3 separate regions of the Mus musculus genome follow, and all the other regions are linked to region 1. A link is a loop called in an ENCODE intact Hi-C map of the cell type or tissue named here. Cell type or tissue: heart. All regions are shown on one strand.

Region 1 (8,000 bases):
GATTCCCCAGATAGTTGAGAGTCAGAGACATGAGGAGTATGAGTTCGAGGCCCGCCAGTGTTACAAAGTTAGTTCAAGGTCAGCCTGGGTAACTTAAGGAGACCCTTCCTCAAAATAAAAACATTTTTAAAGGTCTGAGAGGAGGGAGGAAGGGCTCACAAGCTCCTACCCATACCTGAGGAGTTATTGACTTTCAATAGCTGCTGAGGAAGGAAGAATCAGGTTTCTTTCAGGGTGTGGCCCCTGGTACTGGTGTCTATCCATAGCCTAAACTGGATCTGGTGGGTTTCAGAATAATAAGAGGACATGAAGTAGAGAAGGAGTAAAGGGTAGATCTGGGAGGAGCTGGAAAAGGAGTGTGAAATTAATATGATCAAAAAAGCAACGGCAAATAAAATAAAATAAAATAAGCCGGGCAATGGTGCCGCATGCCTTTAATCCCAGCACTTGGGAGGCAGGTGAATTTCTGAGTTCGAGGCCAGCCTGGTCTACAGAGTGAGTTCCATGACAGCCAGGGCTACACAGAGAAACCCTGTCTCGGAAAAAAAAAATTAAAAAACAAAACAAAACAAAATTCCTTAAAGCAAATGAATATTTGTGCTTATCGGTTTTATTTCTTACTTAGTCAAGTTGACACAAGCTAGGGTCATCTGGAAAGAGGGAACCTCACTTGAGAAAATGCCTTCATTACACTGGCCTGTAGGTAAGTTCAGGGGCACTTTAGTAACTAATGATTGATGTGGGAAGGCCCAGCCCACCGTGGGTGGTGCCACCTCTTGGTAGTCCTGGGTTCTGCAAGAAACCAAGCTAAGGAAGTGAAGAGATAGTCTGGCAGTTAAGAAAGCTCTTAAAAGCTATTCTCTCAAAGAACCTTGGTTCAAATCCTGGCACCCACAGGACAGCTAATGACCATCACTAACTCCAGTTTCTTTAAGTATTGTATATGTGTGACTGCAGCCTGTGCAGGTGAAGAGTCCATACACATGAAGTAAAAATAAATATTTTTTTTCCTAAAAAAGAAAGGAGGCTGAACAAGCCATGGAAAGCAACCCAATAAACAGTACCCCTCCATGGTCTCTGCTTCACTTCCTGCCTCCAGGTTCCTTCCTTCTGGCTGAAGCCCTTTCCTCCCCAAGCTGCCTTTGGTCTTGGTGTCTGTCACAGCTGTAGAAACCTAGCAAGGACCATGTTTAAAATCAAAACACAAGGCTAGAAAGAATGACAAAGAATAGGGCTTATCAAAACCCCAGAGATGTCTCGTATTTTCCTCTCACAGACAATGAAATCAAGACTGGGAAGAAGTCCAGGGTCAGACAGCTAAGCTCAGGGAGAGCCAAGACCAGAGAAAAGCCTCTTCAAAACTGTTCTCCTGGCTGTAGGAAAGTCAGCCCCTAAGCATGCAGTCTGTCTGTCTGTCTGTCTGTCTGTCTGCCTGCCTCTGCAAGCCCTTTGTAGCCTCTCCCCTCTGCTCCGCTGCAGCTTCGTTTCTGTTCCGTACCTCCAGCCGACTCCTGTGAAAATGGATCTCATTTGAAGTTACATCAATACCACAGGATCGGTGACCCTGTGAGAGAGGCCCAGAGATGAGCTGGGGACGGTTTGTGTGGAAAAGTGAGAGTCTTAGTCATCAGTCTGAACACCGGAAGTGGAGGGGTTCTGTAAGAAAGAGCTAAGTACAAGCTCGTGAAACAAATGATACAGAGGTAGCTCAGAGAGCACGTGAGCTGGCGGTGGTGGGCGAGCACATTCTTCCTCTGCCTGTTGTTCCATCTCCAGATGTTGCCTTCTGGGTTCTTTTGCTTTCCAGTCTAGACAGGACCCTGGGAGCTTGCTGCGGTCATGCCTTCTCCTCCCAACCCCGCCTGCCTCTCCCTCCATCCCCGCTCTGTGAGAGATTACCTTCAGTGTTTCAGAACACGATTCTATTCTTTAATAAATGCCGGCAGAGGCAAGACAGTGCCGGGCCACGCTCTAACCTAGATGGTAGCCTCACTGTTAATCTTTATAACATACCGCACCTGCTCCCCCGCCCCCCGGCTCTCCCACCCCCACCCCCCGACAGTTTTGCTTATGTCTTCTGGTTTTTACTGATTAGAGGTGGGAAATGGTAGCCCTTCAAGGTTTCCACTTGGAAGTCGCTGATAAAGATTTAGCCATAATGAGCCCCCTTGCCCGACCTATACTTGCCCAGACCCCATAATTTTAGAAACATATCTTATCCACTCGCCTGCTTGATTACATCTTTCCCCAGCTGCTCCACTACTTGACCACAGTGCTCCTGTCTCCACGGAGCCCCTTCCCCATCTCTTTTCTTAGAGACCCGCCTCTCTTCCCTACCTAAGGAGCATTTCCGTCTTTGAATTTGAAACAGCATTTGAAACAGCTGTACAAGGACACAATGTTTAATTTAGGAGCTGAGTCTGTAGGAAGGGGTTCTTTGTTAGTTTCCAGAGTGATGCAAAGCTTAATTTAGAATGCAATGTAACTTTCATTGTTGTTCTTCTGGAAGTCAGAGCGATTATGGATTGTGCTGCAGAGGCAGCCTGCCTGATGATGCTCCTATTTGGCAGTACTGGGGGGAGGGAGGAGTTGTGGCAGTTTCATCTTTTATTCTCCTTCAGAGATACTGGAGAGGTGTGCAATGGGAGCATTTATATTCAGGGCAGACCTGTCTCATTCAGTCTTTGTAGCCGGCCAAGGCCCTGCAAAGGGTGCTGTTAATGCTGGATTGAGTCACATTGACTGTTTGCCCTCTACCTCCTACCTGGATCTTACACGTAGCCCTATTAGCATCTGGAACTAGGAAATGAGAGAGAGCAGCCGCCTAGTACTAGCAAGGCAAGGACTTAGACAAGACCTCAGCTTCCTTCCGTTCTTGGCTCCTGGAGAAAGCTAGCATGGCTAACTCGAAGGGTATCATGCCCTATCCAATCTAATTAGTTTCTTCCTCTCAGGGACTCATGTGACTATTAGTGGAATGGGAGGTGGGGCCATGGGATTAGGAGGGCCATCAATTAGGAGAGCCATCAATTAGGAGGCTACAATAGTCACACCACCACAGCATCAGATTTGAGAGAGAGCATGCCTCCTCAGTGCCTCTTTGAGCTTCAGGCCAAGCAGCTTCTGCTAGTTGACTGGCATACAATCTTCCGGCATTTTACAAACATGCTTAGCCATGTTTTCTAGATTCCCTAGGGTCTAAAAGCCCAGGAAGAGAATGTAATCTCTATTTTCTTCAAAGATACACACACACACACACACACACACACACACACACACACACAAGTAATTGCAAGTTTGAAGAGAAATACAAGGTTCCCCAAGAGAAATGTTCTGTAAATAAAGGTAGGTACTTGGCCTGGGGTGTGGTACATGCCTTTAATCCTAGCACTTAGGAGAAGGCAGAAAAATCAGAAATGCAAGGATAGCCTTGGATACACAGTGAGTTCAAGCCAACCTGGGCTATATGAGGCCTTATCTCAAAACAAATGAAAAGGAAAAAGTTCTGGCCCCCCCACACCCAGAGAACCTGAACCTCACAGATCAAGGGAGAGTTAGGCAGAGAGCAAAACTGCTTTTCCACTTCTTATCTGGATCACAGCAGTCCCTAACTCTAAAAATTCCATTGTGCTCTGGAACTGTTCAGGAGACTGTTGTTCAAAAATCAGAAACCCCACAACTGGAGTTATCCGCTTTAAGCTGACAGTGCCTTCTCTAAAATACCCAGGAGACCCAGTCCTGGAAGTTAAGAGACAGACCGAAGTCACTGTGGGGTAGCAAAGGGCCGCTTATGCAAAGACAAGGACTTGAAAGATGCGACCTCACGGCCACGTGGTGGCGGACTTCGCCATTTTTGCTTACCAGCGTGTTTTAGATTTTATTCAAAGTGCGGGGCTTTGATGTATTTGTCTGGGGGTGGGCTCACCCCCTTGCATTTTTCGTAGGTTTTACTAGTGACTCGAGGATAGTGAAGAGAAACAAGAAAGAAACTTAGACACAAGAAAGTCAGGAAGACAAAAGAAAGGCACGGAGCCCACAAGAGCCTGGGAAACCGATGAGAGACTTAGGAGGAGGGGGCGGGGGATTTGAGTCTACAGACTCCGGAAAACCTATTAAGGCGTCCTGGGAGAAGGTCGCTGGGTCCTTCAGGGTGGGAATCAGGCTGTCCGGGTTGAAGCCTCTCGGGATTAAGAGCTGAAGAGAAACCACAAAGGTTCATTGTTTTATTTGTGCCTTGACTTGGCTCCTGACCATCGGATCGCTGGAGTTCTGATAAACGTCCTGAGCTCCCCCTACTGGCTGCCCTGAAGAACGTTACCATCTGGATCCCAAGAGAAATAGGATTACGTAACCCCAGCTTTGACCACTTAAGACTTTTATTTTCTTTCCCAAGGTCTTGGCTTTTCCAAATCCTGCTGCCTAATGCCAGAGCTTAAATGCCCTGACTGATTGCCAAGGTCCCAAGGCCCAGAGGAGGCAGTTATGAAGGGGCCATGCTAATGGGAGGGCATGCAGGAGGGTAGCCGAACAGACTTTTTTTTTTTTTTTTTAATATGTGTCACGCAAATAAAAGTGCTGCAAAAATTCCTAAAAAGGGGGACTTTTTCTGAACTTTCATCTTCTTGCCTCAAATGTGACGCTGGCATTAAACAAGGCCTCTTTGCTTAGGGGGCGGGCCTGCCGGGTCTAGATAGGAAGCCATCCAAAATAAGCCATCCAACTCCATAGCAGCGAAGACGCACCCGGCTCTCCTTTCCTTCCCTCTCCCCTCGGTCTTAAGCTCTGCAAAAGACAGGAAGAACTGAGAACAGCAAGAGCAGAATGTTCTCTGAAAGACAGAAGAAAAAATCTCTCTCTCTCTCTCTCTCTCTCTCTCTCTCTCTCTCTCTCTCTCTCTCCCTCTCCCTCTCCCCCCTCTCTCTCTCTCTGTGTGTGTGTGTGTGTGTCTGTCTGTCTCTCCTCCCTCCTTTCCTCCCTTCCTTCTTCCCTCTCCTCATTATCTCTTCCTTTCTCTCCCCTCCCCCTCTTTGTCTCTGTCTCCCCCTCCTTCCCGGCCTCTCCCCCTCTTCTCTCGTCTCCTCTCCTTAAGGTTGATATTAAACAAGGTAGAAGCCCTGTCCTTCCTAAAGGACACAAAGGCTAGCCTTCTGTATGAGAAATGCCAAGTCCAGAGGCAGCGGTTGAGGGAGAGACAAAGAAGGACCTCCAGCGTTGAAGCAACAGGAACAGAATATAGGAGCTAGCAGCTGTTGACTGGAGCAGCCACACCCGTGGGGAGTGGTCCTGGGTTAGCAAGGGAGACCCCTGGGCAATAGGCAGAGGGTATGAGCATCACGTGAAGGAGGGGCAGATTTTCAGATGTGTGACTAGGATGCTTGTTCCCCCCGAATGGACCGTCTTATGCCCCCTCCCCTTCTCTTCAAAACCTCCTCTTCACAAATTAGCAATTTACCGGGAGAGGCACAGTGGCAGAGGCCAGCCTGGTCTGCAAAGTGAGAACCAGTCTCAAAACAAAACAAGCAACTTTCCTTTCATAAAAGAGCTATGCCTCTTTCAGGGTCCCTAAATGTCCCTAAAACATTGTTCAGGGTGGTAGCATGAGGTTATTTTCAAAGGCTCTGGGCAAACATCCAAAGGATTCCTTTTCTTTTGTTAACCTGAAGGCAAACCACCATTGGTTCACAGCCTTGCAGGGAGCAGTGCAGCTCTCCGGAAATGGCCACTTGCTCTTTCGTTCCCTCAGGACGAGGTAGCCGCCTTTCCTTTGTCCTTCTGCCAACCTCCACGTTTTCCTCTCACCATCCAGCTGGTTGACACTGGCTCCTCTTCTTTCCAGGGCTGACTTTGTGCTCTGGGTCTGCTTGCAGGGTGTTGATGTAGGAGGAGAAAAAAAAGAAAAGTGTTGTCATGTGTTCGTGGGATCCCAACACATCTGACACTCTGCAGGGATCTGGCTAAGCTAAGCGCATATTCCACAGAAGTCAAGGGGACCCTTTATTCTATCTGCAAGACACCTTTGCAAAATTCCTGGCAAATTGACAGCCTCCAAATTATACCTCCCGTTTTGAATAGCCCTTGCTTATTGTCACCGTAGAAGAGGATTTGGGGGACTTGTGAGTCCATGGGAGCAGAATGGCCTTGACAGACACTGCAAAATACAAATAATATTTATTGCCAATGAAAGATTCACAACCGAAACTAGTCAAGCTCTGCTTCGGTTGAAAGGGGGTAAAAAACAGGCAAAAGATAAATGCTCTGAGCAAGATGAAATGTCTGTGTTGCAATAGCTGAATGGATTGTAACATTTTCTAACTTGTTAGTCATAAGGTAGAAGAAACCTACTCAACTGCCCCTGCTATGGATGCCTGCCGATCATGGCCAGCAGGGGGCAGGTTTCAGTCAGAGATGGGAAATTATGGAGCGCACAGCCCTGTTCCAAGCTTGTAGACTGTTTATTTGGTACTATAAATTTCCCCTCTCAGTGTCTGCTTCACACACCACCCCCAGGAACCATAATCCAAGGTTCTTCATAGGTTCAGGGAGATGATCGTTCAAGTAACCAGGTCCTTGACATAAAATTGTCTCTATATATTAAGAGCTTGGTAAAAAAACAAAAAGGGTGGTTCTGTATTCCCCCCTCCCCCCACTGGGTGCCGCAAGCTGCTGTTACAGTCACTGCAGTGGTTTGTCTCCTGGGTCTAACAATGCCACCCAAAGCCTGTATGTTTGAGCTGGAGTGTTTGACTCAGAAATGGTAGCACCAGTGTTACAGACCCAGTGGACACCTCTTGTGTCGTTCCCTTTGGAAAAATCCTGGGACTGGAGAGAAAGCAAATGTTTCCTTAAGGTCTGGGCCAGCCTCATGCTTCAATCCTAGGTATATATGCTGGAGAACTAAAACTAAAACAAAAACATGTCCACCCAAATATCTCTACACACAGATGTTCACGGCACCATTGTTCATCATGACCCCAAAGCAGAAATATCCCATCTGTCCCTTGGCCAGTTGCTTATCAGGACAGTGAATGCCTCAGTCACAAAAATGGAGTATTGAGCTGTTAACAAGGATGACCCTTTAACTCTTTAAGCTAATTGAAAGAAGCGAATTGAGACATGTTGTATTGTGTGATTCCATTTATACTTCATAGAAACAGAAACTAAATGTGTGGGTGTCCGGTGCTTGAGGAAGGGAGAGGGAGACATGGGGAGGAACTTAATGAGAAGCAGACTTCTTTCGGGGATGCTGACAATGAAATGACAAAGTGTTGATGCTCGTGAATGTATTAAAAATGGCTGGATTATGCTGTTTAAGAAAGAGAATTCTCCATATAAAAATATTATTTCAGAGCCGGGCATGGTGGCGCATGCCTTTAATCCCAGCACTCGGGAGGCAGAGGCAGGTGGATTTCTGAGTTCGAGGCCAGCCTGGTCTACAGAGTGAGTTCCAGGACAGCCAGGCCTACACAGAGAAACCCTGTCTCGAAAGACACACACACACACACACACACACACACACACACACACACACACACACAATTTCAGGAAATTAGTAACTTAAAAGAAATGTTTGAACCATAACAGACATTACAGGAGGGAACTCAGAGGAGAAAGCAAGGAGACTACAGAGAGGATATTTGGTGTGGTGGTTTGAATGAGAATGGCCCCCATAGTGTCATATGTGTACACAACTGGTCCCCAGTTGGTGAACTGTCTGGAAAGGATTGGAAGGTGTGGCCTGTGGGAGGAGGTGTGTCATTTGGGGTTGGCCTTGAGGTTTCAAAAGCTTATAACAGATCTAGTCTCTCCCTCTCCCTCTCCCTCTCCCTCTCCCTCTCCCTCTCCCTCTCCCTCTCCCTCTCCCCTTCCCCTTCCCCTTTGCCTTCTGTTTGCTTTACAAAGCTCTCAGCTACTTCTCCAGCACCACCACACCTGCCTGCCTCTGACCTCGTTCCCTGCCATGATGATAATAGACAAACCCTGTAAAGCTGTAACCAAGTCTT
Region 2 (8,000 bases), 70 kb before region 1:
TCCTTCAATTCAAGTCGATTTGCTTTTATTTACATATCCAGACACCCCAGTTGTCAGGCTCTGGGCTAGCACAGAGTAGGAGAATGACAGCAGGGATCTAACTGTAGGTTGTAAACAGAAAAGCTACAGATAACACAGTAGCAGTGAAGGACTGGAAGAATACCAAAGGCCAGGTATGAACATTTATGGCAGCAATGCTGACCGGGAACTTTAGTGTATGTGAACTTCTTACTTGTTCTTGTTTCTAAATCTAAATCACAGTGTCTTAGGGATCAGTGAGATTTTAGGAGGACCCAATTAGATTAAGACATATGAAAGTTATAATGCCATAATATATCATAATAATAGGATTTTATGCCTTAGGGGCATTGGATTTTGATAACTAAAATTCAAGATTTGGCACCTGTGCTGTCCAGTTTTATGTCAACTTGAAATAAGATTAGAGTCATTTGGGAAGAGGGAACCCCAACTGAGAAAATATCCTGGCCAGAATGGCCTGTGGACAAGACTGTGGTACATATGCTTAATTAGTAATTGATGTGGTGGACCCAGTCTGTTGTGGGTGGTGTCACTCCTGGACAAGTGGTCTTGGGGTATATAAGAAAACAGGCTGAGCAAACTTTGGGGAGGAAGCCAGTAATTAGCATTCCTCTATGGCCTGTGCCGTAGTTCCCGCCTCCAGATTCCTGCCCTGACTTCTGTCAGTGATGGATGTGGCATGGAACTGCATAAAGAAATAGATCATTTTCTCTCCAAGTTACACTGGTCACGGTGTTTTATCATAGCAATAGAAACACTGAATAAGTCAGGAATGATGTCCATATCTTTATTTTCTTGTGGAAATCATAATGGTTTGAAGTGTGTCCTTTTGACATTCACACTGAAGCTCTGACCCTCATGTACCTCAGAATGTGACTACATTTGTCTTAGAGAAGCAGCCAAGCTAAAATGAAATTGTCGGGGTTCTAACTCAATTTAACGTGTCCCTGGTTCTAAGGGGACATTTGGACATGTAGAGACACCAAAATGTATGCCTGTAGAGAAAGGGCCAGGCAAGGACACAGTGGGAGGATTGTGGCCTCAGAGGGAGCTCAGTCTGCTGCTGACCCCTTTATTTTGGACTTCCAGGAAATTTTTGTTGTTAAAGCTGCCAAGCCTGCTGCATTTTGTTATAGTTTAGGCCTACCAAACTCTTGCAAAGGTTATTTTTAAACCCACACACTAGGAATGGACTTCACTGTTATTTATACTGTAGGATGGAAAGCTCTAGAAGGTTTGCAGTTTCAGGGCTGTCCAGTGTATTTGCCATAGTTTCTGGGAAGACACGGGATAGTAGCTAAGGCTTTTCACTTGGAGATGTGGTTTGATACAACAGGAAGAACACAGGCTTTGTATTCAAATTTAGGTCTGCCATGCAGAAGATATGTTGTGGTTGTAAGGGCCTTGCTATCTCTGAACCCCAGTTTGCTCAGTTATGTGACACAGATTAGTTAGCTGTACAAGACATGAATATACATCATCTCAGGTTACATGTATAAAGTCCCTGCTCTGGGCCTGGCACATAATAGCAGGTATAAACACAATTCTCTTATTATTTCTGTGGAGTAATATCTTGACCTTATGTCCTTCAAAAAGCTGAAGTGTCAGCTTCTTTTCTGTGTTCAAGGTAAGGAAGCTGTTTTAAAAATAGTTTTTTAGCCTCATGTAATGAGACTCCAGTATCTTGGTGGTGACAGGGGCAAACATTCAGTATTCACAATGGTTGTTAACTAGAAGTGTTCTCCAAAGACTGTCAGTGGCTGAGATTACAGTGTCAACATTCTTTGTCCTCCAAACTGTTCCCAGCTTCTATTTTAGTCCATTCAGGGAACCCTAGCTGTCTCACACATGCTCTCTACAGGGACCTTTAAAAAACAAACAAGTGTATTTTACTGTTTTCTAAAATGCCAATGACACGTGTGTATGTGTGCGCATATGTGTATATGTATGTGTGTGTGTCTGTGAATCTGTATGTGTGCATGCACATGCGTGTGTGTGTGTGTGTGTGTGTGTGTGTGTGTGTGTGTGTGTGTGATTTTTAAATCAAGGAATCACCAGATGCTCCAGATTAAAAGAAATAATACACAATGAATTTGGTCATCTGGCCACTGCTGTCCTAGGGAAGGCGTCCGAATGATAGTGATGGACAGCTGGGTGGCAGAAAGACTGAGGAGTGAGACAGTGAGGTACACACAGCAAAATGGATGAAGAAGAGCCAGGTCTGGGCAAGCTATGTCAGGGATGGATTTTTAGAGAAAGAAAGAAGGTCCTGAAGAGGGTGAGATTAAATCGCAGATGAGATAAGTGTCATCGAAGAGATAGGAGGGACCAGCTCTTGGGGCCCACATAGGCAGCAGGTCACCTAGGGCCAGGGGGATTGGGAACTCTTACTTGGGGCAGGCAAGGGGGACAAGAGTTAGGATATTTAGGTCAGTTTAGAGGAGGGGGGAGGGGTCAAGTTAAGCTGTTCCTGTCTGGTAAACTATTTTTATGGGAAGGAATGTTGGGATGGAGGGGCAGGCTAGAGAGGAGGATGAAGAGATTACACATGGTAAGATGGAGGGACAGGCTAGAGAAGACGATGGAGGAGGCTACATGGATCAGACAGTGAGTAGGGTCATTAAGGGGGACCGGTGAAGTCATGGCAGGTCAGGGCTGAGGGCCTGGCTGAGGTTGAAAGAAAATGGGTATATAGGGACAATTTATGTTACTAAAGGTTTTGTTTTGTTTTTGAGTAACATAAAGAAGAAGTATTTAAGGTTTTGTTTTGTTTTGTTTTGTTTTAAATGTAGGCAGACAGATCATAAGAACCAGATGACCAGAGAGTTTGCTGTGAGATGGATCTCCTAGTGATATTAGAAGCAACACCTCATAAAGGCTCATTAACATGACTGCCCAAACATGAGCTGAGCAAGGAGGACAGCAATGGACGTGTCAAAGTGGACAGGGACAAGCCCACGAGTCCTCAACCCAACACAAAGAACTGAGGAAAGCTAGGACTGAGAGAGGAGATCTTCCCCGGGGAAGAGTACAGCAGCTGTTGTCCAGTGGCAAATGCTCAGCTCTGAAAATATACACACAAGTAACATTACACAGACTCAACAGGTTATATTTAGGAATATATGTGTATATACACATACATACATACATACATACATACATACATACATACATGCAATAACAATTAGCGAAAAAGAAGCCATGAATTTGGAGAGTGGGGAGGGGTATATGGGAAGGCTTGGTGGGAGGAAAAGGATGGGAGAGATGTTGTAATTATAATCTCAAAAATTAAATTAAAAAAATAGGTTTCGAGGATGATTCAGCAGTTTACAGTGCTTGTTCTCGATGCAGATCTGGGTTTGGTTCTCAGCACCTTCACGGTGGCACATAACCATTTGAAACTACAGTTCCAGCGGATCTAACACTCTGTTCTGGCCTATGCAGGCACCAGGCATGCACACGGTGCACAGATACACATGCAGGTAAAACACTCATACATATAAAATAAAAAACAAACAAACAAACAGAATCCTATGATGCAAATGAACTTGGTTAAATCATAAGATGATCACCAAGGGAGTTCACTAAAAGAACAGCGTAGAGCCGGACACAGTGGTGTATGTCCTTAATCCCAGCACTCTGTAGGCAGAGGTGGATGGATCTTTGTTAATTCCAGGTCAGCCAGGAATACATAATGAGACCCTGAAAAAGAGGAAAGAAAAAAGAGTAAAAAGAGATTTCATATATATTTTATATTTTCATATTTTATATATATACACACACATACATATATATACATACACACACACACATACATATATTTATCTGATATATATCTATATCAGATAAGCAATAATGGGAATGCTTTTCAAAGCAACATTCTCCCTGAACAAAGAAAGCTTGGGGACTTCACTGGGTGTCTGTACAAACTCAGACACATTTTGAACCATGCCTAGCTCAAGGTCATGGACAGGAACACAACCATGGTCCCCTGGAATACTTTGTTCAAGCTTGTTATAAAGATGGCAGACACGAATGCCTCTGAACTTGTTCAGTTTTCTCCAAAATATTTTCGTTGAAATGAAATCAAGGCACACCAAAGGGGTATTAATGAAGGAGTTTCCCAACAAAGGTGTTTTCTTCACTTACTAGTTAGCAGGGCTACTGGCAATGAGGCCCAGCAAAGGATGCTAAATGGGGTCCCCTTAAACATATACCTACTGAAGCCCGTATAAAGAGGGAACCGTCAGTACTGGTCTCATCTGTGTGTACCCAGCTGGCTCACTGTGATGCTGACTGCTGATGTGAAGGGGAGACTGGAAGGCTGTAGGAAGTCCTTCATACTCTGTTCCTGTCAGGGCAACCAACGAAAGCTTCGGGAGATGACCCGTGTTTCTGGTTTCTGTGATTTTCCACACTTCTGAGCTGAAGCTCCCAGTGTCCCCCTGGAGACAGACAGTCCCCAGGCTGGGCTCCATTCAGCGGGGCTTCCCTTCCTGACACCCCTGGATCCAGATAACCCTGGCCTCTCTCTTTTGTTCTTTATCTCTGGAGAGTACAGCTGCTTCCTGAGAATTTCAGTATGAGCCAACTTTCTCCTGGTAACCAAGACCTGCTTATCCAGTTTGCTAAGTTAATGTCTTCCTGAAAAGTCACTGTTATGCCTTCTGGTTTTCTCTTTTTAAAAGTTAAACCCTGATCATAGTGTCTCTTAATTTTCCCAGGGCTGCCACAATCAAATGTCACAAACTGGGTCTTAAACTGCAGGCCTTCCTGCCTCAGCTCTGGAGGCCACAGAAATGAAGGTGCCCCGCAGGGCTGGCTTCTCTGAGACTGTCAGGGAGGAGTATGGCATGGGCTGGCATCTTTGATTTTTGCTGACCGTTTCCTTCCTGGGTTTATATAGACACAGTCTTTATAACTGGGTCTCTCCAAATTTCCCACTTTTGGAAGGACACTGACCATATTGGATTAGCACTCTATTTCAGTTCAAATTCATCACCTCCATAAAATAAGGAAGCATGCTGAGCTAGAGTGACTTGGGTCTTGAACATATAAACATGTAGGGGTGGTTCTGATGCTAAGGTCCTGTTTCCCAATTGGTTCTTGATCTATCAGTAAAGAAGCCATGGGCCAATTGCTGGGCAGAAAAAATGGGTGGGACTTCCAGGCAAGCTGACAAACACAAGGGGAGGAGGGGAGGGGAAGAGGGGAAGGGAGGAGGAGAGGAGGGGAGGGAGCTATGCTTCTGAGGGAGAAAAGGTGACAAGTTATGTGAGTGGCCACAAGCAGCTCCTACAGGCAGGTGGTTGGGGATGTTTAGCTGGGAGTAGATTTAACTGAACAACTAAAGTTGAGGGCAGGTGGCGAGGTGCAGAGCTAAGAGTATTGATAAGGGCACACTTCTCCAGGCAGGAGATAAGTAGTGCCCAGCAATTGTGCCAAAAAGGCAAGTTCAAATTGATCAACTGTGTGTATCCATGTTTTTCATCTGTGGATTCAAGAGAATCTGGGTGTTGCCTGGTAGCAGGGCCCATTCCCGGAGCTTAGGCCAGGTAGCAAAGCTGCACACAACATAAATAGTGGGGGCTGGGAACTGATAGTGAGGACATACTATGTGCCAGTCAGCCTGGTGAACAGCAGTGAGAAAGAACACTGTACTTAAATCACAGTCAGCCTGCTCTTAGGTCCTTCAGCAAGTCACCAAATCGCTTCAAGTTTTGTTTTGTTTTGTTTTGTTTTAAAGCTTCTATGAAATGAACAGAGTAATTCCTATTTTAAAAACCAGACACTATAAAGAAATCTATTTCTCCATCTCTCCTTTCTCTTCCATAGCTCATTCTATTTTTCTTACTTTATTTTAGATGAGAAGGTAGAGTCTGTTTGCTCATAACTCACTCTGGGACCTGAATAAGGGCTGCACTGATCACTGGGAATCCATACTTCCATTCCCAGTTCTCTGCAAATGTTTGCTCTTCTGGATTTCCACCCCCACCCCCACCCCGCCCCAGCCTGCTTTTGCTAACCCTAACTCATTTTTTTTTCTGTCCTTTTGTCACAGTCTGGGTGTGTCTCTGCTACAGACCCCACTTTCCCAAGCAAGTCTCAGCCAAGTTTCCTGCTGTTGGCCACACCCCTGCTTCTTGATGGACAGAGTGCTTTTCCACATACTTCTTTGTTAAGAAAGACTTGTTCCTGGCCTCTGACAAGCTGGGAGTTGCTTAGAATATAAGGGTTTGCCTGTGAGCAGCACCACTAAGTATAGTCACTGGAAAATTCAGCGTTTGGAAACAGAAAAGCATTGCTTAAAGGAGATTTTGAACACCTTCCATCATGTAGGGGTCGCGTGAATGTCCTCCATAAACCTGCATTTTATATTTAGAAAAGAAATAGGTTTGTTTGTTTGTTTTTAAAGTAGGAAGGGAACTTTTAAAAGCAGCGGTTCTTGTTTTGTTTCTTGGTTTTTGGTTTTTGTTTTTGTTTTTTTAGACAGAATGTTGAGACCTCCTGCTTCCTCACTGCTGGAATTACAGGCACAGGCTACTGTCTAGTTCTCCAACTTAACCTGCCTAGGACTCACCTGAGGGTCGTGTTAAGTATGGGTTCTAGTTCCCAGGGTCTCCCACAGCTTGAGATTCTGCCACATTGAGTGGTATCAGATTTTTGAGACCTCAGGATTGATATTCTCCAGCAGAGCTTCACTTAGAACCATCCTGAGGGCTTTAATAGAGAGCTGTGCCTGGCTCCCAGCAGGCAGACCTGCTGATTTAATAGGTCCGAGGTAAAACTTAGACATCACCATCTCTTTTTAAAGCACCCGAGTGATTCTAGAGTGCAGCCTGGACTGGAAGGTGTTGCTCTGGCCCATTCCAGACTTCAGTGTGTATTTGAGGAATCAGGAGGTATTAGATTCCTGGTTCAGCTGAAGCCTGGGATGCTGGACTGTCATGTCAAAGATGCTGTTCAAAGGGCCACACTGACTAGGAGTGGTCTGATTTGGTGTTTCTTAAATTAACTTTGGGACGGTTAATTGCTCGATGTAGGGGCTGTGTTCGAGTTGTGAAATATTTAATAGCATCTCTGACCTTTACCAGTTGCACGCACCCACCATGCCCATTTGGGGCAGGTAAATACGTCTCCAGATATGGTCAGATATCCTGAGTGGTCAGAATAGAGGTGATGGGACAAAGTCACTGTCATTACCATCATCACTTACTATAGCAGTCTAGTCCAACATTCTAATTATACTGGCTAGTTTTTATGTTAACTTGATGCAACCTAAAGTCACCTGAGAGGAGGGAACCTCAATTGAGAAAATGTCCCCGTAATATCTGGCTAGAGGCAAGCCTGTAGGGTGTTTTCTTAATTGGTGATGGGGGAGGGCCCAGACCATTGTGGGTGGGGCTACTCCTGGGCTGGTGGTCCTGTGTTCTACAGGAAAGCAGTCTGAGCAAGTCATGAGGAGCAAGCCAGTAAGCAGCCCTGCTCCCTCCATGGTCTCTGCATCACCTCCTGCTTCCAGGTTCCTTCTCTGCTTGAGTTCCTGCTCTGGCTGCCTTTGATGGTAAAGTATGATATGGAGTATCCAATTTCCTTTTGGTCATAAAGACCTTACTAAGATACTAATTTATTAGAAGTAGAAGTCCAGAAAGTCCAGTGTTGCAATGTTCTCATCTTCTAAGGAGCTCATTACCTCCAGATATTAGAAGCCTGACAAATTACAAAGCTAACCGTTGCCTTAAATAGTTGGTAGATAATTACATCTCTCGAGATGCCTGTATTTGAATTGTCAAGACCTATTGTATCAGTCTCTTTCTCTGTACTGTAATGTGATACCTGAGGCAACTAACTTAAAAAGAGAGAAGATTTTTTTTTTTGATTCACAGCTTGGGAGGTTCTGATTCAGACTAAGGTGGCCCTATTCTTTGGGCCTCTGAAGATGACTGAACATCATAGCAGAA
Region 3 (8,000 bases), 400 kb before region 1:
CCAGAATCTGCAACTATGTTCTAATAAGCTGTCATGAAATACCACATAAACATCTCCACAAATAGATACATTTGAACACTGGATACTCAGTATACCAAACACTTCAAGAACACAAGACTCTTTTTTTTCAGCACAGATTCCCCGGGAAAGACTGACAGATACTGACACATTTTAAATTATCCTAAAAGGGTATCCTCTTGTACTCTTAAAAATAATAATAATAATAATAACAAGTAATAAATGCAATGCCACCTCAAAATTAAACTTAAATGAGGAGTCAGTGACAACACTTAACTTAGTTTGTGGCAAAATGACAATACAACCTCAATCAAAAGTTGAATCTCCTTCCAAGTTACCTTTTGATTAAACAAATTATATGGTGGCAGATTGGTAATGTCAAAACAGGAAGGTTAAGAGATAACACATTAAACCACTTGAAAACAATGCACTTAGAGATGCGACTGCTGCGGGATATTTATCAGCTTCCACCACCCCTAGACGAGTGAGGGATGGATGCTAGCTTGCCTCCAACGGCAATGTGGGTTACCAAGCAAGTTCATCCCCAGATTCAAAAATACTTTGTGTAGTCACACGGGCAAATAGGAAATATTAGGAGGCTGGGGCATTTAATATCTCTATTTTGAATACAGAACCCTGATAACCTGAGCTAACTAAGATAAACTCCCTCATTCCAGAAGACAAGGACTCGGCAAATGTACATCATGGTTTATTAATCAAGCCTTGTCCTCCTCTTCTTTATTCAAAGGGATGGGCAAGCGAACGCTTCTTCCATCGCTTAACCCGGAGGCACTGGAGCACTTGAAAAGACTACCAGCAGCACGGAGAACGTAAGAAAAGAAGTTTCAAATCCAATCAGGCAAATAAAACTAATATTCTCTCAATCCAAGGTTAATGAGGCGGGGGGAGGGGGTACGGGAATGGGAGGAGGAAAAGGAGCCTGCCTCTTCTTGACTCAAGGCTGGTTTTGCCCTTTTCCACGACCACTGACTGTTCTATCAGGTCTGTTAGTGTAAGATCCTGGTATTTCGAGGTTTCTTATCTAAATGGTAAGGTGGAGGAAGGGTGTAAAATAAAATCGATACTCACTGCTAACTTTCATGCTACCAAAAGCTGAAGGCTGCTGCACTGGCTTGCAGCTCTCCGCAAAGGAGGTGGTTCTCGGTCGCCCCGACATGATGGCTCTTCTTGAATCACCTTTTCCTTCCTTAATCCTTTTCTTCCTTTTGTTTTATGTTAGGGTGCTAGGTTAATGATAAATGCAGCATTAAGTTCTCCCGCAAGAAAGAGAAAGAAAGACTTCGTTCTCTTGGCTTTTCACTCCTTTTGTATAGCTATTTAAGAAGAAGGAAAAAAAAAAGGAGCTATGTATTTCTTCAAGACAGATCGGTACGGATATTTAACACATAGATGATTTAGAGCTGGGAGAAAAATACAATTCTTTCACCTCCCTTTCCTGGAAGAGGAGAAAAAGGGTGGAGTGGAATCCTTAAAAATATATATATATCACGTGAACGAGGGCAAATACTTGATTGAAAATAAGTACTCTGAGTATTATATTTTTCCTCGGGGATTTTTTTCCGAGTCAATGAAGAAGGGAAGCGGCGGAAGGATCACGAGCCTCACGCTTGAAGAGAAGGGGGATGGGAAGGAGGGAGGAGATGGCTCGGAGATGCGACGGCAAACGCTGCGGCTCCGGCAGCAGCGGGATCCGGCGGTCTGACGGCGGCGGCGGCCGGGTGAACCGGAGGGCAGCGCAGTCGCGAGTCAGCGGCGGGCGGTGGCGGCGGCTCCTCTCCTCATTGCGCCAGGAGCAGCTGCAGGCGGTGGCTGGATCCAGCGGCCATGGCGGCAGCGGCGGCGGAGGCAGCTCCCTTCAGACCCCAGGCAGCGGCTCCCTGACTGCTCCCCATACGCCGGGGACATGGGAACCAGGCAACCGCTTCCGTCCCTCGGGGTCCCCTCCCCCGTCCGTGGCCCCGGCACGGCCGGCCTCCGCCCCTCGCCTTTGCTCAGCGGCTGCTCGGGAAGTGTCCGCGCTGTGCCCGGAGCCCGAAGCCCTGTCAGCGGCTGCAAGGCCGGCTCCTCCTTGCTGCCTTCCTTCCTTTGTCACTCGGCCCAGGCGGCGGCGACGGCGGCGACACAAGCCCGCATTCGGCCGGGTCGGGGGCTGCTCTGTGCGAGGCGCGCCGTCTGCGCAGCCGCCTAGCCCTTCCCCACTCCCCCTCCCCCTTCCTACTCGTCCTCCGCCTCCTTCCTCCCCCACCCAGCCCTTACACCGCCCAGCGCCCCGCCGCCCGCGTTACAGGCGTCTGGGAATCGCTCGCCGAGCCCGCGCCCGCCAGCTTCGGCTGTAGAGCCGAAACCCAAGCCGGAACCAATCAGAGACGTCGCTTGCTTGCAGCTCCTGCCGGAAAAAGCCGAGCGACCTGGATAACCAATGAGGAGACGCCGCTGGGAGACCACGCCCCAGCAACGAGGAATGCCGAAGGTAGCCGAACAGAAGGGAAGAGGGTTCTCCTTGTCCTGTGGCTGGCTAGAGAGAAGAGTCGACAATAGCGACAGTGGCCAATCAGAGCTGTTGGCCCTCAGGGAAAAGCCTCAAGAGTTAAGGACGGCGAAACTCCCGAGTCGCGGGAGGAACTGCACGGCTGGGCGCCGCGCCCGTTTCCTCATTGGCTGGACAACTCCGCTGGGCGTGTACCTTTCTCGGTGATTGGTGAAGGGAAGGGGGCTTCCGAGGACATCGGGCCAGTCAGAGCCTCCCCTCCCTCTTTGAGGCGGGGAGAAGAAGAAAGCGGAGGGAGGGCACCTATAAAGTGCCATCTCATTGGTCTGCAGCGTCGAGCTGGAGCGCGGGGGGAGGGGAGCTTCGAAAGGGAGAAGGAGGGTGCAGGAGCCCGTGGCGGCGGCCAATAGGCGCTCACTGCTGTGCAATCGCAAGACCTAGCTGCAGTGGGATTGGCCTCGGGTGGTCCCTAAGCGGGCGGACGGGATGAGTGGTCGGCCTGCATCTGCTTTCCGAGCCGACGCTCGTGCTGGCTGTGCAGCCCGGTCCGACAATGCTGCGGTCGGAGGGTCGGGCCCCGAGCGCTCTAGTGGGGCGTGAGGCCGTCCCCATTCCCGGGAGCTCCGCGGGGCGCGGCTTACCAAGTGCGCCCGAGGCTCCCCACCGCGCGTGCTGAGCCTATGAGAACGTCTATTCTCTGAAAGACGTAGGGCGCCGTGGCCGGGGCCGAACCCTCTAGCGCTTAAATGGGAACAAAGCTTCCAGAGAAGGAGAGCCTCTGGGCAGCCGCGCCCGCCCATCGCGGGGGGCCGCTGATCTCGTGGGGGGGGGGGGGGGAGCCCTTTGCAGCAGGCGCACAAGGCCAGACCAGGCCTTCTGGAAACGCCCCCGAGAGATGAGCTCATGCTAGATGAGCGCGGTCCATGGGCGCGACTGTCCAGCGCAAAAGCAGCCCCGAAAACAGGTGAGGGGAAATGTGGTCAGGACAGTACCTCGAATCCTAGGAGGAAGCTCAAGTCAGAATTGCTCGCAGCAGTTTTTAGTGTTATTGGATGATCAGCACACTGCTGCCTAAGTAGGTTTCACATGTAGTCCAGCGTCCATTGTTCTACAAAGGAGACCATTGCCTTGGTCCATCCGAGAGCTGTGTGGCGTGGCTACTACGACTAGAGTAAGTTAGAGTGGACACTGGCAATCCTGACTGTAATCCCGTGATACTTGTAATACCCACCCGCATAGTCATCTCTTTCTGTTGAGATGCTATCTCCAGAAAGCACATGTAAAAGTACACGTACTTGATCAGATTGCTTAGCTATTGCTTTAAAATCTGATGAGGGACTTGGGACAGAACAAAGTAAGCTTTGAAGGGAGCCAGTAAAGGTCTGGATAGTGTTTGCAGACTCAGATGTCTGTAGAGGCCTGGCAAATAAAGCGAATGACACCGGCCTGGTGGAAGACAATAGGAATGTTAGATGATGTGGAAACGGGAGTTCCATCCATGCCCTTAAGGGGGTCCACCATTAAAATAATCGTATTCTCCTTTTTTTTTTTTTTTAATTACCAAAACCATAACGTTGAAGTTTTATGTGTGATCTCTAAATCTGACGTGTTGGCAACCGATATGCCGAAACCACGTAGACCAACAAAGTAAAAAATCCCAGGAAAATGTGCCCGACAGGCAGCCAATTTGTAATCTCATTCCTTATCGGAGACTTTATGCCTCAAGTGCAGAAGAGACTCTTGTTCTTCACAATTAAAATCGTCTATAAGGTAGCCCGATGCCATGGGGGAGGGTAAAGAATCTTAAAAGCAGCCGCCTTGCTTGGCAACTTTGTCATTTGAATGGTGCCTCTCCATGCTATTATGAAAGACCTTTGCCACTGTTCCTAAACTGCTGTGGTGCAGAACTTTAAATCCTCCCTACCTAATTATACCAGCAGGAAGGTAAATAACAAGGGTTTAGTTTGCAGAAACTGGCAACGTGGCTATTCTTGTATATAAAACTAGTTCAAAAATAGCCTACCTTAGGGTTTTGATTAGTAACTTTTTTGTTGCCTTCAGATATTTTTAACTCAATTGAAAAAAATCTTTTCATAGGAAAAAAATACATATTTCAGTCCACAAATAGGACTTGGAGAAGGAAAAGTTTATTTAATAAAACACAGAACAGCCAGCCAGGTGTGGTGGGGCACACACTCTTTTAATCCCAGTACTGCAGAGGCAGATGAATCACTGAGTTCAAGACCAGCCTGATCTACATGAGTTTCAGGTGGGGGTCGGCCATATGGACCCCACAGACATACTGAAACTTAACAGTCAGTACTGGTTTTCTGACTTTGAAAACCTCTCATTTTGCCTTCCTACATGGTGAGGACTACTGGGAAAAGTATTAGTGCGCCTTGAAAGTTAACTCATTTTTGCAAGACCCACAAAGTTAAGGCAGCAGAACCGGGGTTCACATCCCTTGTTCTTTGCCTCTACTCCACAATTCTCTCTTGGTACAGTCCCCACATCCCCCAGATTCTGCTAAAGTGCTAGCTGTAGAAGCCTGACTACCTAAATTCAGTCTGCAGAATGCACCTAAAGGCCAAGGAGAGGGCCAAATCCATTAACTTGTCTTCTGGCCTCCACGTCTGTACATCATGGCACATACCAGTCACACAATAATAGTAAAAGGCAGATAGCTTACTCACCCAAGAGTTCCCCCGTTTGGCTAGACTGATTGGCCAGTGAGCTCTAAGAATCTACCTGTCTCTGTCCCCCAATTTTGGAGTGGTAAGCACCCCAGCTTTTATGTGGGTTCTAGAAATCTAGACCCTGGTCCTCACACTTTAACCACTGAGACATATCCCCAATCCTAGAATACCTACTTTTATTTATATTGTTTTAATTGAATGGCTATAGGGTGTTTCTTCTGTATGTATATCTATGTTTGGTACCTACAGAGGCATCAGATCCTCTGGAACTGTAGTTGCTGACAGTTGTAAGCTGTCATGGGGATGCTGGAATTGAACCTGGATCCTATGAAAGAACAGCCAGTGTTCTTAACCACTGAGCTATCTCTCCAGGCCCGAGAATATACAATTGGCTGTTTGAGAGCTGGCAGAGTGGCCTGTCAGGCAAAAGTACCTGCTGCCTAACCTGACGACATGACTTGCATGCTCAGAACCGACATGGTAAAAGGACAGACTCAGCCCATGCAAGTTCAAGAACAAGCCCACACGTGGACACACAACAACAACAGCAACAATTGTAAATGTAATTTTTAAAACCTGCCATTTGAGTTGCTGACTTGATTTTCATTTAAAAAAAAGTAGTTAATAAATTTTGGCTTGGGGTTAGGGTAGGCTTCCTAACGATTTCTGAAATGACCTTCATTGTATTTTTGCAATTTTGTACATCTATGCATAGTGACTATGGTGGTTTGAGCTCATATATTTGAACTCCAGTTGTCAGGGAGTGGCTCTACTTAGAAGGATTAAGAGGTGTGGCCTTGTTGGAGAAAGTGAGTTACTGGGGGTGGTCTCTAAGGGTTCAGCAGCCCAAGCTAGGCCCAGTGAGTCTCTCCCTACCACCCATGGATAAGGATGTAGAACTCTCAGCTACCTCTCCAGCTCCATGTCTGCCCTGCTCCCCACCACGATGAGAATGCACCAAACCTCTGAAACTGTACACCAGCCCCGATTAAATGCTTTCCTTTATAAGAGTTGTCATGGTCATGGTGTCTCTTCACAACAATAGAACAGTGACTAAGACAGTGACATTCTCCACATTGATGATTATAAAATCAGTATGTCATTCAGCTGGAAAATGTTGAAGATGTTCTGCATCATGCAGCATTAAATACTCCACCAAGATTTAATTCTTGATACTTGTTTATTTCATTAATAATTAATATATAATGAGGAATGCACTACTGAAAGTCAAAGGACAATTTGCAGGTATTTGTCTGTCCTTCTCCACTCTTGGCAGTAAGCACCTTTACCCTGAGCCTTTACCTCACCAGTCTCAAGACTTAATTCTTTATGTAAAAATAAACAGACCCGGCTGTGTCATTCATATGCAGATTTTCTTTTTTAATAAAGGATAAAACTATATGTAAACTGCAAATAAATGTCTTTATCATCAGTAAATGTTTGGTTTGTCTGTCTGTATTACATAACCGTATACCTGGGGTCATGTTGAGATTTCTTAGTCAAAAATGGATTGCAAGCAAAACAAGCTTAAGCAGCCCTGATCAAAAGGACACAGCTGAGAAGATTTTCAAATCTGTAGCCTTCATGTCCTTTCCCTGGCAATGTTCTTTTAGAAAGTTAGCTCATGTCCATTTGATGACCATGTAGCCAGCTCTCAGCATCTCTGTAGCATACTATGCTAAGCAATCAAATACAGAAGTATGAAGGTAACCGAAAGCCATGCCGACATGACGTCTGTCGCAGCCTAAGGGAGCTCTCATGCAGTGATAGAGCAAGCACAGAGTATTGAGAGGGTCCCAGAGGTTTGTCTCCAACTTGTAATTAAAACTTGTAGTTGCTGGGCGTTGGTGGTGCACGCCTATAATCCCAGCACTCAGAGGGCAAAGGCAGGCAGATTTCTGAGTTCAAGGCCAACCTGGTCTACAGAGTGAGTTCCAGGACAGCCAGGTCTACACAGAAACCCTGTCTCGAAACACACACACACACACACCCAAAAAAAAAAAAAAAAAAAAAACCTAGTAGTTACTATTAGCTTGCTCGAACTCTCAACAGGGTCTCACTTCACTACATAGCCCTGGCTATCCTGGAACTTGATATGAGACCAAGCTGGCTAGCCTCAAGGTCACAGAGATCGGCTGCCTCTGCTTCCTAACTGCTACAAGTGGTATGCACCACCACCATACCAGCCTATGTTTACCTTAAGAAGTGACGGGGGGGGGGGGGGATTATGTATGTGTGTATATATATATACACGTGTGTGTGTGTATGTGTGTGTATTTCTAATGATTAACTGGTAGATACTAGTACCCTGATTGCTTAGTCTAAAGAACATGTGTTATTGATTCATAATACAACTATTCTCAGGTTAGAACAAATCCACAATCTCGGAGGAATTTTCAAGCCAGTGTCTCAGGGTTTGTTTTAGGATTTGTTTGTTTGTTTTTTGTTTTGTTTTGTTTTTGTTTTTTCGAGACAGGGTTTCTCTGTGTAGCCCTGGCTGTCCTGGAACTCACTTTGTAGACCAGGCTGGCCTCGAACTCAGAAATCTGCCTGTCTCTGCCTCCCGAGTGCTGGGATTAAAGGCGTGCGCCACCACGCCCGGCTTGTTTGTTTGTTTTAACTTGACTTTCACAGCTTGTTAAAATGATTTCTGTGAATTGCCTATGAGGCAGAGATTGTGCTCATGGATCGAGAGCCCACGATGCCAAAGAAGACACCAACTTTCGGTAAGAAACACCGTGTTAGTTATCAGCAAAAACTAATGATCAAAAATAGCA

The links. Hi-C counts contacts between places; a loop is a spot of excess contacts. Peaks named below come from ENCODE experiments on the same cell type or tissue, not always from the same donor. Only the 100,000 strongest peaks of a DNase experiment are listed, where the experiment ranks them.
Region 2: it touches region 1 in a loop (2.5-fold over the local background); 2 of 42 quality-filtered maps call a loop at or near these places.
Region 3: a loop joins it to region 1, with 10 times the contacts of the local background. A loop is called at or near these places in 3 of 42 quality-filtered maps.

The regions. Positions count from the first base shown.
Region 1 is chr16:37,681,165-37,689,164 of GRCm38, reverse strand. It overlaps Gm35833 (a long non-coding RNA gene), which reads right to left. Exons shown (of 3, transcript XR_876061.1): 1 at 7,945-8,000; 2 at 5,658-5,857; 3 at 3,867-4,782. Among named protein-coding and RNA genes, the nearest start is that of Gm35833, 4.4 kb to the right of the region's middle. In heart, CTCF peaks have their summits at 781 (motif pointing left), 4,319 (motif pointing left) and 6,372 (motif pointing right); DNase peaks (open chromatin) are centred at 4,274, 4,704, 5,804, 6,384 and 2 weaker places; H3K4me3 peaks cover 2,702 bases; H3K27ac peaks cover 5,551 bases.
Region 2 is chr16:37,751,220-37,759,219 of GRCm38, reverse strand. No RefSeq gene overlaps it. Among named protein-coding and RNA genes, the nearest start is that of Fstl1, 22 kb to the left of the region's middle. In heart, no CTCF peak of the experiment used is centred here; DNase peaks (open chromatin) are centred at 4,499 and 6,169; H3K27ac peaks cover 5,258 bases.
Region 3 is chr16:38,083,721-38,091,720 of GRCm38, reverse strand. It overlaps Gsk3b (glycogen synthase kinase 3 beta), which reads right to left and starts at 2,720. Exons shown (of 11, transcript NM_019827.7): 1 at 1,108-2,720. The coding sequence starts at 1,195. It overlaps BC031361 (cDNA sequence BC031361), which reads left to right and starts at 2,461. Exons shown (of 1, transcript NR_033221.1): 1 at 2,461-6,657. In heart, a CTCF peak has its summit at 4,016; DNase peaks (open chromatin) are centred at 2,650 and 2,810; H3K4me3 peaks cover 4,520 bases; H3K27ac peaks cover 4,104 bases.